Linked DNA regions of Homo sapiens: region 2 is linked to region 1. Evidence: chromatin loops called from intact Hi-C (ENCODE). Cell type or tissue: IMR-90. All regions are shown on one strand. Each heading gives the region's core, and the rest is flanking DNA. Links, peaks and the distances in the headings are about the cores only.

Region 1 (5,275 bases), core at 708-4,707:
AGAAATTAAAATAATCATTTCACATTTTACATGGGATGAAAAGGTAATCAGACTAAGTTATGACTTCACTTTTTATTTGTCCAAGAAGCAGGAAAATTCAAGCTTAGTTTTAAGTACTAATAAAACCTACAGTGTAAGGAAGTGGGTTCTAAACACAACCCATAAAATAAGGATGTATTTAAAGTGCTGTTATTAGAGAATTGCCCTGCCCACAAACTTCCCCTCATGCATCCTGCAGCTGATTAAACTCTAAAGCAAAAGGAAGAAATTGTTTTATGAATTTTTTTCTTATGATTTGGTGTACACTAAGAGATGATACTACCCCAAAAAAAAGTCTGTTCCTGGAAAGAAAAAAAATAATAATTTAAATTTTTTCATGTGGTCCTAAGGCAACTGCAGAAAAAATGTCCTTCTTCCAGGAGTCTCTCTGGATGCCTTGAAGACAGGGCCAGAACACAAAATACTGGTGATTTCTGTCTTTTACAATACATCTTCTTCTTGGGCAGTAAGTAAATGGCACTTTCTGAGTTGCCATAAAGCATGGTTCATGTACCCAGATAAATACCTATGTCTGTCTGTCCCTGATTCCACCTGGAAGAAAGATACAACTTGGATTTGATGTATCATCACTTCAGCATCCCAGAGACTTTTAGTGGAAATTCCTTTTATACACTAATTATGTATTTCTCTATAATTGAAAATTAACAATGAAAAGGAGACTTAACTCTAAGAAACATCTGAATCCTATTTTCAATTTGATACGACAATATTGAGCCTCTACTGTGTGCAAAAAAATGTAAGCTAGATGGTGAACTTTGGGGCTGAAGCTCTATGATGAATGTGTCATAGCACCTGCCTTGAGTGAGCTTAAAAGCAATCTTTTCTAAAACATAGGAAGAAGTATGTAGTCCAGAATGTTCGGTGCAAACTTCAATTTTTCATGGATGCATTATGAGGCTGTTTTGTACATTTGTTGTTTTACCCATCTTTAGTCGTTATTTCTCCTTCTTCTACTAAAAGTTATGATGTAAGAGATTCACTTTTTCAGGTTCTTTCTAGATTCAAGTTCTAGGTATTCCCATATTTTAATTGTTCCAGACTCACTCTGTTTTAGTATCAAAAATAATTGAGGGCTATGCTATATTTTTGAGATGTGTTGAAAAGATGTTTTAAATTTTTGAGATCATGGTTCAAAAGTTATATATAACAAGAAATAGAAATCAAATACATATATATTTTCCTCAAATGCAATAAGAATAATCCCAACCAATATTCTGCTTTAAAAAAACATACAGAGAAATTACAGAGAATACATCCCTTTCCAGTGGGTACCAATAGCCAGGTGAGTGCATTTTTTGTAGTTTATCAGTCTTGTCCGGTGGTTGAAAACCACATCCTCAATTTCAAAATCCAACCACAATCCCATTAGGTCTTTAAAAAGTTTCAACTAGACTACCCTCTTGGGACACCTTGACATAGAAATGCACTATCTTTTCTTCTGTTTGCCTTAAACTGGATTCCAGGTTTTTTCAGTATTCTTTCCTTCTGATGAGTCTGAATAACCTGTTCCTCAACTCCAAGTCTTCTCTCAGGCCTTGCTCTCTTTCTTTCCCCACCTCCTTTGCTCCTCTCCCCAGCCTCATTAGAAGGCAGCACCTCTTTCACCCCGTTCTTACTTGACTTGTTGCTTGTGCTACATAGGCAGTTTGTGACAAAGCCAGGTCTAGACTGTGTCTCCAAGGCTCCATGCCTGTCTGATAGCCAAATAGATCTCCTGCCTTTAAAATAGGTTGTCTACTCAAATGTAGTCTTTCTTGGTTCTTTACATTTTGAGAACACATAGAGAAAACTGATAAATCCTCAGGCTCCTATGGTGGTGAAAAAGCCAAGGTTAAAGTTTTTATTTTATATTATTTGTCACCAACTGCTCCTGGCAACAGAGGAAAAATATGTCAAGCTTTTATGATTTTATGAACTGTTATGTAAGTAATGCTATGTACCAGTAAAGAAACAACTTATGAAAATATTTTTAAAGGGTAGAACGAGATTAAACTTATCATAAAGTTAACCAGAGAGAGGAAATAAAGCAATAGTGAGTTTGGTTAGTCACATACTGTTCCTAGGGTTTTATGTATTGATACACATTTTTGGAGTGGTATATACCTAGTATTATAAATTTAGATACACACAAAACTACCCTCAGGAGAATTTTGTTAAAGAGAAGCATTAAAGAAGAATTAGACTGGTGAATTTCATCACACAAGGAAATATATTTACTGGTCTTTTTCATACTGTTTTACAATAAATGAAGTTATATATAAACATTCTTTTGGGTAATAATTTAGGGAAGAGATCCCACCATTGCTTTTTTTTTTTTTTTTTTTTTTTACCAAATTAGAAGTCTAATTTGGATCTCCATACTAAAAAGGACATGTTATTTTTATTTGCTTGTGGACTTTATAATTCCCTTCTCCCTGGAAAAGATTTCAGTCTTCCAAACAATTTTATTCTGGAAAGAAGATTGTGGAATGCTCAGGAACAGAAAGAGAACACAAATTGGAGCTTGATGTGAACTGCTTACAGAACAGAATAGGTGGGGTGTCATGCAGTGTGAGGTTGTGTGTGGTCAGTATACTACTTACTTAGTTTTATCAACTTTTAAAATTGTTTTGCAGGCACTCCATTAGTTAGCATGAAAAGAGCTCAAGAAAATTTTATATATAATAGAGATACATGATTTGGTTCTACAGCTTACACTACAAAATTACACTACTGAATAACACGATTCAGGAAATTAATTAAGTATCCTAGTATCATGGCCTTCTGACAAATGTACAGAACATACCGGACGCAGAGAGATAAAACAATAAAAGTTATAATTCTCATCCCACCCAATGCATCCTGAGTCAACAGAAAACTGAATGATAACACAAATATCATAGGATGGAATGTCTGTGTGGCTGCAGAAGGCCTTCCCTTCCTTTTCCTGTTTATGTTGTCAATTACGAAATGCTGAGCTGGAATGTTCTGGTATTTAAGACCCGTCAGCGTTTTCTCCTTTTCCTCATATTTACGTTAGCCTTTTCCTTTAATTATCTTGATGTTGTTATTCTTGGCAAAGCTGTCCTTTCCATGATGGTGTGTTTAGCTTCCAGACAGTCCCTACTTCCTCCTTATCTTTGTGAGCTCATTAACATTTCCAGCTCCAACTACTCACATCCCCTCTTCAACATCACCTCACCTTCATAGCTCAGTTCTTTTTCTCTCTTTTCAGCCCTTCTTTCAACTCTCACCCCAACCCTCTCACCCCTTTGGAATAACAAGTTATTTCCTCTTTCATTTCCTGTTACAGAAGATGTTTTTGGACCCATTCCCGAATATCTTTGGCATGAAAGTGTACCCACGCCGCTCTGTGTTTCCACTGGGCACATTTCCAGATATGTTTCATCAGCCTGGAGCCCTCAGCCCTCACACCAAGGTGAGCCTGGCCCTGTCAGTCACTGTCACCACCCGACCAGCATTCCAGGTGAGCTGAGATGACGGAGACGCAACTGGGGAGTCCTGCTCCCGCTGGCAATAGGCTCTTCTTTTCAAATCTGTTTCAAGAAGTCTATTTGAGGTATGAAAATCGGGACTTTTTTTATTTCAAGTAAAAAGGATTAAATGGCAGGAAGGAAGGCTGAGTCAGCAATATTTGTCCAGCTGAGACATGTGTCTCAATTTATGGAATAACTGTATTATCCAATTACTTTTCATTCTTTATAGGTCATCCAGAAGTAAGTTTGACAGTTGCATCCAAGCTGGAGGAAAAATGTATGAAACAACAAACAAAACTGACTAAAATTAAATGGTTTCTACTTTAGGGTTAAAAAAAATTGAGGAGGGAGTCATCTTACAGTGATGTGCCACATAATAGCATTTAGGTTCCATAAGACTATAATACCATATTTTTTACTGTACCTTTTCTATGTTAAAGTGTGTTTAGATACACAAACACCATTGTGTTACAATTGCCTACAGTATTTAGTACAATAAAATGCTGTACAGATTTGTAGCCTGGGAGAAATAGGCTATACTGTATAGTGCAGGTATGTAGCAGGCTATACATCTAGGTTGGTGTAAGTACACTCTATGATGTTCACGTGACAAAATCACCTAAGGACGCATTTCTCAAAGTGTTTCCCGTTGTTAAGCAAGGCATAACAATAATTTGCCCTTTAATGGGGCTGGGGTGTTATTATTCATGATGATTAATAAAACAAACTAAAAACTTTACCTTTCATTATGTCATGGTTTATTGAAGTGAACAGTTTCATAGTACACTTCCATATTTCTTTTTAATATTTATGCATCATTAGTAAAATATATTTATGAGCTAGAGGACACTGTCTTGAGATAAAGTGTTTGCTCATCAAGACCCAAAGACAAGATGTCATGCCCACGTTCTGAATCATGCAACCCTAAGCAGTCTACTCCACATTTGATATCTAGTGCTCTGTCAACCAAGTAAGTAAATATGCATGAAAGCACCCATTCAAACTACTGGCATTAAAATCTAGTACCCATAAACATGTTACTCCAACTAAACGTGAATAAGTAAGTTATTTCCTTGGATTCAAAACATTCCAGATTCAACATGCAAACCTGGTCTTTTTTGTGTAGTTTGGTTGGTTTGGTTTGGCTTGGCTTGGCTCAAAGACCAACTGGCAGAGATAGCAGAGAAAATGCTGTACATTTTAACCTAATTTTTGAAAATTATTCAGTAAATAAGTCTGTTGACTGGGCCAAGTTGTAAACATTTTCTAAGCTACTCCAGTACACTGCTGTTAATACAATTAAAAATGCAAAGTCAAAGTGACTTCCAATTCAAAACGATATTTGCCTCACAGCTCCAACGTAGCTTCTCCCTTTGATATGATGAAAATATTGATAAGGGCCCATAAAAGGGTAAACTTTCCATCCTATTGCTTGGAAGGCATCAGTTCAGCACACGAGCAGCCCCTCAGGAGGAAGAGAGAGTATCTGTGGAGCAGAGGTAAACTTGTGAGCACTTGTTAGAAACAAGGATCGCTAACACGGTGAAACCCCGTGTCTACTGAAAATACAAAAAAATTAGCCGGGCGTGGTGGCGGGCGCCTGTAGTCCCAGCTACTCAGGAGGCTGAGACAGGAGAACGGCATGAAGCCGGGAGGCAGAGCTTGCAGTGAGCCGAGATCGCGCCACTGCACTCCAGCCTGGGCGACAGAGCGAGACTCCGTCTCAAAAAAAAAAAAAA
Region 2 (5,275 bases), core at 689-4,688, 220 kb after region 1:
AGTCCTAGAAATCCAATGTCCTTTTCTGGATTATCATTCATATTAAATGTCCTGGGAGATGTTTTTCTTTTTGAAGTAAATACTATAACAATGCCTGGAAGACAACTTGGACATTTTAACCAGCATGTGAGACTTCCTAAGATAATTCCTATTTCAAATAAATTATGATAAATTGCTCAGCTTCAAGAATTTGGAGACGTGTCTATAGCATGTAAAACTTTTAAACTGCCTAATGTCAGGCTCTTATTTTCCACTATTTATTGTATTTTAACCAATTTAACTCCAAGCAAAAAGAAAAAATTGTGGGGAGAAATTGAAAGTAAAGGTCTTGTCTTGCCCCATTACCTCCCACCTGTCACACAATCTCCTCCCCCTGAAGAGAAATCCTCCTGTCACTGTGACTTCCAGTTGAAAACAGAAAGGAAATAAGATGACTTCTGGAAAAAGCTGTCCATTGTGTTCTTAATTGTTTGCTTTTTTTTTTCAGTACTTAAATATGCCCAGAGAGTGAGGGCATGAAAAAGCTAAATGAAGAGTCAGCTGAAAGTATCACCTAGACTGCTTGTTAGAGAATTCTAAGGTAGACGTGTGTGCATACTTATGCATGAGGGTAAAATAACCTACCTAATCATCGCCCCCCATGTATGGGAAATATTGACATATATATCCATGAACTGAAAAATCTTTAAGTACATGTGTGCAGAGATTCAGTTCTATGAAAGCTCAGCTAGCTGTCCGCATGCATGTATTCACTTCTGGAGTAAAGGCATTTTTGTTGCTCCCATAGTTTCTTTCCATTAAGAGCGATTAGATGATGTCTATTCAAAGTTGCTGATCCAGAGAGAAAATAAGAGTAGATAAAAGGAGATTTCAAGTGACCTCCTCATCCCTTTCACACCAACCTGAGCCCTAGAATAGCCAAGGATCAACTAACACAAAAGCCCTTTCCTTTCTCTTTTCAGCTTCAGAAGACTTTATGCAGGGGGGTAACAATAAAACATAGAACGATCCCCGAGTTTTGTTAGATCATGCATTCAGAATACTTTATTAACTCCCCCCAAAGATGGGCTAGGTTTATTTTCCACCTTTGAAATGGGTAAATAAAATATATATAGCATAACAAAGGGCATAATTGTTTACTGTTCTATTGCTTATATCAGTGGTGTCCTATGCTTGTGCTTTTTTTTTTTTTTCATTTAAACTTTAGCTAAACCTCCTCTCTCCTCAACGATGGAGGACATTGTAATAAATATATCTTTCCACTGACAGTTTAGAAGGAAATGTTAGGTTTATTATTTAGATCAACGTTCTGATAGGTAAATACAATTGCAACATGACTGGTAACACCAGCAGACCTGCTGGCTTTTTGAGCCAATACTTTTCCACTAGTTTATCTCATAGGCAGTAAAGAAAGTGACATTAAACACTGAAACATATTAGAGCAGTCTTTAGTCAGTGAAATATCCAACTCAGATCTACTTCTGATGGGCTAATCCTGTAGTAGAAGAAATAGGTGCTCTGACAGGTAACTATTAAGGGAAATGATTATGTAGAGCAGTTGATTGTATTCTCAGGGTACTCCAACAACCTTCAGACTCATTTCAAAACTTCAACTTTCATCCAAACCTAATCCATTTTCCCTGGAAAGAATAGCCATGCGGTTTTATTCTTCACTCAAGCTGGGTATTTAAAATAAATAAATTTTATAACATAAAAGTCTTCAATTATTTCCTTTTTTCTTTTTGCATAAATGCATTTAGATAGCTAAGACTTGATTTTTATAAAAAGTAAATATTTGGCTCTAGCTTCACTGGTGTGCTAAGAATGATTGTCACTTTTCCTCCTCTAAAAAGGCTCGATTTGCATCCAAAGGTCAGTGCTTGCTCTCCTGCCGTCCTTCCTCCTGCTGCTTCTCCTGGGCCCTCTAACTGGGGGCCTAGGCCAAAAGGAGAAGTGCTTCCCTTATCTCTCTTTTTCAAAACACGTGCTTTAAATGACCGGTTTGAGATAGAAAACTAAACTAAGGTACAGCACTTATCTCTGAGCATTTCGACCCAAAGGTGACAAAGAAGAAATGCCTGGGCTACCAGAGCGATAGTAAACCCTGGAGTCTGTTGGGTTCATGGTTTGACTATATGTGCACGCTAAGGGTAGGCAGTCCACCAGAAGCCTGACTCCTAACTTGGCCTATCCACCTGGTTTTTTGTTGATAAAGGCAGAACTTTTTACAACTAGGCAGCCACAATATAGGCTGGGTTCAGTCTTGGGGGTAAAGATTTCTGAGATAGGCTGGGGTTTAGTTTGTTTGTTTTGGTTTTGTGTTTTAGTAATCACAAAACATTAGATGGGCATTCCTGCACCTCTCTCCACCCTTTCTTCCAAAAGATCTGTGTGAGACCATTTTAAATACATCTTCAACTATGTCCTTCCTGGCTTTAATCTCATGCCAGGGGAGACTAATTGATTCAGCACCTTTCAAATAAGCTCTTTGGGAAAGGTCTGCAGCAAGATCAGAGGCACTGACCTTTTTCTCAATGATTGCAGGCATGTTCATCTCTCCAGATGGGCTCGATAAAACGGGGTTAGTTCTGTTCTGTGGTCTTGCTAAACAGAATAATACCATTTTTAACGATTTTGAGGTAGGGAAGAGGTATAAAAGAGAATTTCCTACACATATCTGATCATTTGTAGGGTCCCATGGCTCTTGAACTAGATTTAGAAAATGTTTTTACAAGGCCACTTTTGTTCAGTGTGACTTACCAAAAAGCTAAAATGAATGACTTTCGGGAGACCAAGATATCAATATCAAAAAAAGCCCATAGAATTAGTGAAAAATGGTTCAGCCTCGTGGTAAGAAAGATATGGAGGGAGAGGATATGTTAACAGACAGACAGTCCGCTTAGATCCGGATTCTGGGGCCTGGAACGCAAGTCAACCCTGAATGTGCAGCCAAACCGATCTGTGCTTCTCTTCCTCTCTCACCAGATCACAATTTACTGGGTGGCAAGCTGGGAGAGATCAAGCTTTGTCTGGTATGTCTTTTAAAACGTGATTAACGCTGAGCTTGATGCTAGCAGCCCGCAAGGGGTACTATAGGCTTACAGCCTAATTCCTTTCCCCAAGCGGAGCGGTACCTTCTCATCGCCTTTTTGGGGAACTACACTAAAGATCTAGTGTGCACTGAACAGGTCTGTGGGAACCAGGAAGGCAGAGGAAGGAAGGGAGGCTCCCGGGAGCCCAGGCCCCGGCAAGGCCCTTACAGTTCCCAGACCCGCCAAACCGAAAGAGAGACCCTGGAGAGGGCTGAGCCCCTGTGGGCCTGGCTGGAGGCCTCGGGTAGGATGCTGAGGCAAGAGCCACAGCGGTCCGAGTCCAAGAACCACGTCCAGACTCAGCTTAAGGTTCCGAGGTGAAAGGCCTGGCCTAGAAGGGAGGGAGAGAGATCTGAAGAAGAGGGGGTGGGTGAAAGAAACGTGGACACTACAACTGCGTTTTCTGCTCCTGCAGCTGAGCGTGCCTGGACAAGTATGTAGGATTTCCCAATTGGGGGATCTAAGTACTCTCGAAAACTATGATCAGTTTTCTATTAGGTACCCTACCCCACAACAACAGATATCATTATTTCCTGGTTGAGTGTGGGTCGCATTAGGCCCAGGACAAGTGTGCCAATTGGGACCAGTATCAAAAGAGAGCCTTGAAGAAAGAAAGAAAGGGCTTCCCAGGAACTAAGCTGACCTCTCAGTGCCTCTAGGGAAGACATTTTTGCTGGAGGCAGGGCTATGAGCACAAGTGGGGCGCCCTGTGGGTGTGCAACCGCGGTCGGGGAGCACAGGCTTCCGAAGAGAAACTGAGCTCTAAGTGCCACTCAGGCCGGACGAGTTCCAGAGGGGGACAGCGCCCTCCTCGAAAAGCCTTGGTTTCTCCCCGCCCCCTCTTGTGACAGAAAGTTGGCAAGGATGCCCCGTAGGAGTGCGAGCCGCTCCCCTCCTCCGAAAAGCCGCGGGCTTCCGCTGCTCCGGGCATCACCACCAACAGCTTCCCACTCCCACCCCTGGGACTAGGACAGGGGACTTCACCCTCCTCCTTCCTTCCGGAGGAGCCCGCGGCTTCGCCTGAGGCCTCGCGGGCCCAACTTCTCCCCACCGCTAGGGTCACGCCGGGTCCCAGGGGCCTCTTTCAAGTTTGAAAGCTCTGTGGGGGCACGGAGAGCCCACAGTAAGGATGGGTGGGCGCCTCTGCTCCCGGGCAGGCTCAGCTGTCATCCCGTCTCGCCTTGGCCCTCACCTACAGGGCCTGACCCCGGGCCAGCCCAGCTAGGCAAGGCCTCCTCGCTTCCGAGACCCCCCAGCCCCCGGGTGCAGTCCCCAGCATCGGCTGCCCCCGCCCCCCGCGCGCCCTCTGACGCAAACGCACGCCCCTGCCCCGCACGGAGGAAAGCGCTCTTGTTGGTTTTAATTGAGCCTCTTCCTTTCAACACACCCCCTCTGTCCCCACCCCTGGGAGGCGACCCCCTCCCCGCCCCCAGCCGGCTGGCAGCGGCGCAGGGAGTCTGGCTCGGCTGCTAGGCTGCGAATCCCGGTGCTCTCTCGCCGCCGCCGCAGGTTGTCTGCTCGGGAGAGCGGCTCGATGTCCCTTTTAATCCGCTGACACTATCGCCCACATCAGACAGGCAGCCATCGATCGCGTTACATTAGGGGATGGCGTTACAAACGGCGTCCGCAGGTGGGCGGCTGCAGCCAAGCTCGCCAGGTTCAGGCCGTAACCAGGCAAGGCGCGGGCACAAGGGCCAGCCGGGCCGGACTCTGCAGCCGGCTCCACCGCGGGTCGCGCTCGGCACCAGCAGGAACAGCCGGGCCGGTGTTAAACGTGCGGGTCCCCGTCCTCCGCCCGGGCATCCGTTTCCCGCCTAGGAGAGAGAGGGAATAGCGGGTGGGGGTGGGAGCAGCCTGTTTTGAATGTGGATTGCTGCTCGCCTGGCACGATCCTCCCCTCCAAGGAGGCGCGGCGGCCGCGATCCTCGCCTTAGCGCTACGGCGAGACAGAGGCCGAGCGAGGGCAACTCCCGAGCAGGCCCCGAAGAAAGTTCTCCTCGTCCCGCCCTGGCTGCCTAGACTCTGCTCTCGGCCTGCGGAGGCCGTGCGAGCCAAGACTGCCTCCCGGCCCTGCCCGTTACCAACCCCAAGTTCAAGAGAAACGACAACCATTATGTTACTTGCCTGGTGAGGCAGGATTTGGCCGAGTCTCGTTTCTGGTGCCCACGACGCACGGTCCAGGG

Evidence for each region. A loop is a pair of places that touch in the nucleus more often than their neighbours do. Peaks named below come from ENCODE experiments on the same cell type or tissue, not always from the same donor. Only the 100,000 strongest peaks of a DNase experiment are listed, where the experiment ranks them.
Region 2: a loop joins it to region 1, with 6 times the contacts of the local background. A loop is called at or near these places in 5 of 110 quality-filtered maps.

What each region holds. Positions count from the first base shown.
Region 1 is chr5:93,356,452-93,361,726 of GRCh38, forward strand. No RefSeq gene overlaps it. Among named protein-coding and RNA genes, the nearest start is that of NR2F1-AS1, 220 kb to the right of the region's middle. RefSeq lists an enhancer at 2,810-4,009. In IMR-90, for the core only: no CTCF peak of the experiment used is centred there; a DNase peak (open chromatin) is centred at 3,050; H3K27ac peaks cover 741 bases.
Region 2 is chr5:93,575,251-93,580,525 of GRCh38, forward strand. All of the region lies in intron 1 of NR2F1-AS1 (NR2F1 regulatory antisense RNA 1), which reads right to left. Among named protein-coding and RNA genes, the nearest start is that of NR2F1-AS1, 3.3 kb to the right of the region's middle. In IMR-90, for the core only: no CTCF peak of the experiment used is centred there; DNase peaks (open chromatin) are centred at 2,951, 3,431 and 3,941; H3K4me3 peaks cover 1,823 bases; H3K27ac peaks cover 2,726 bases.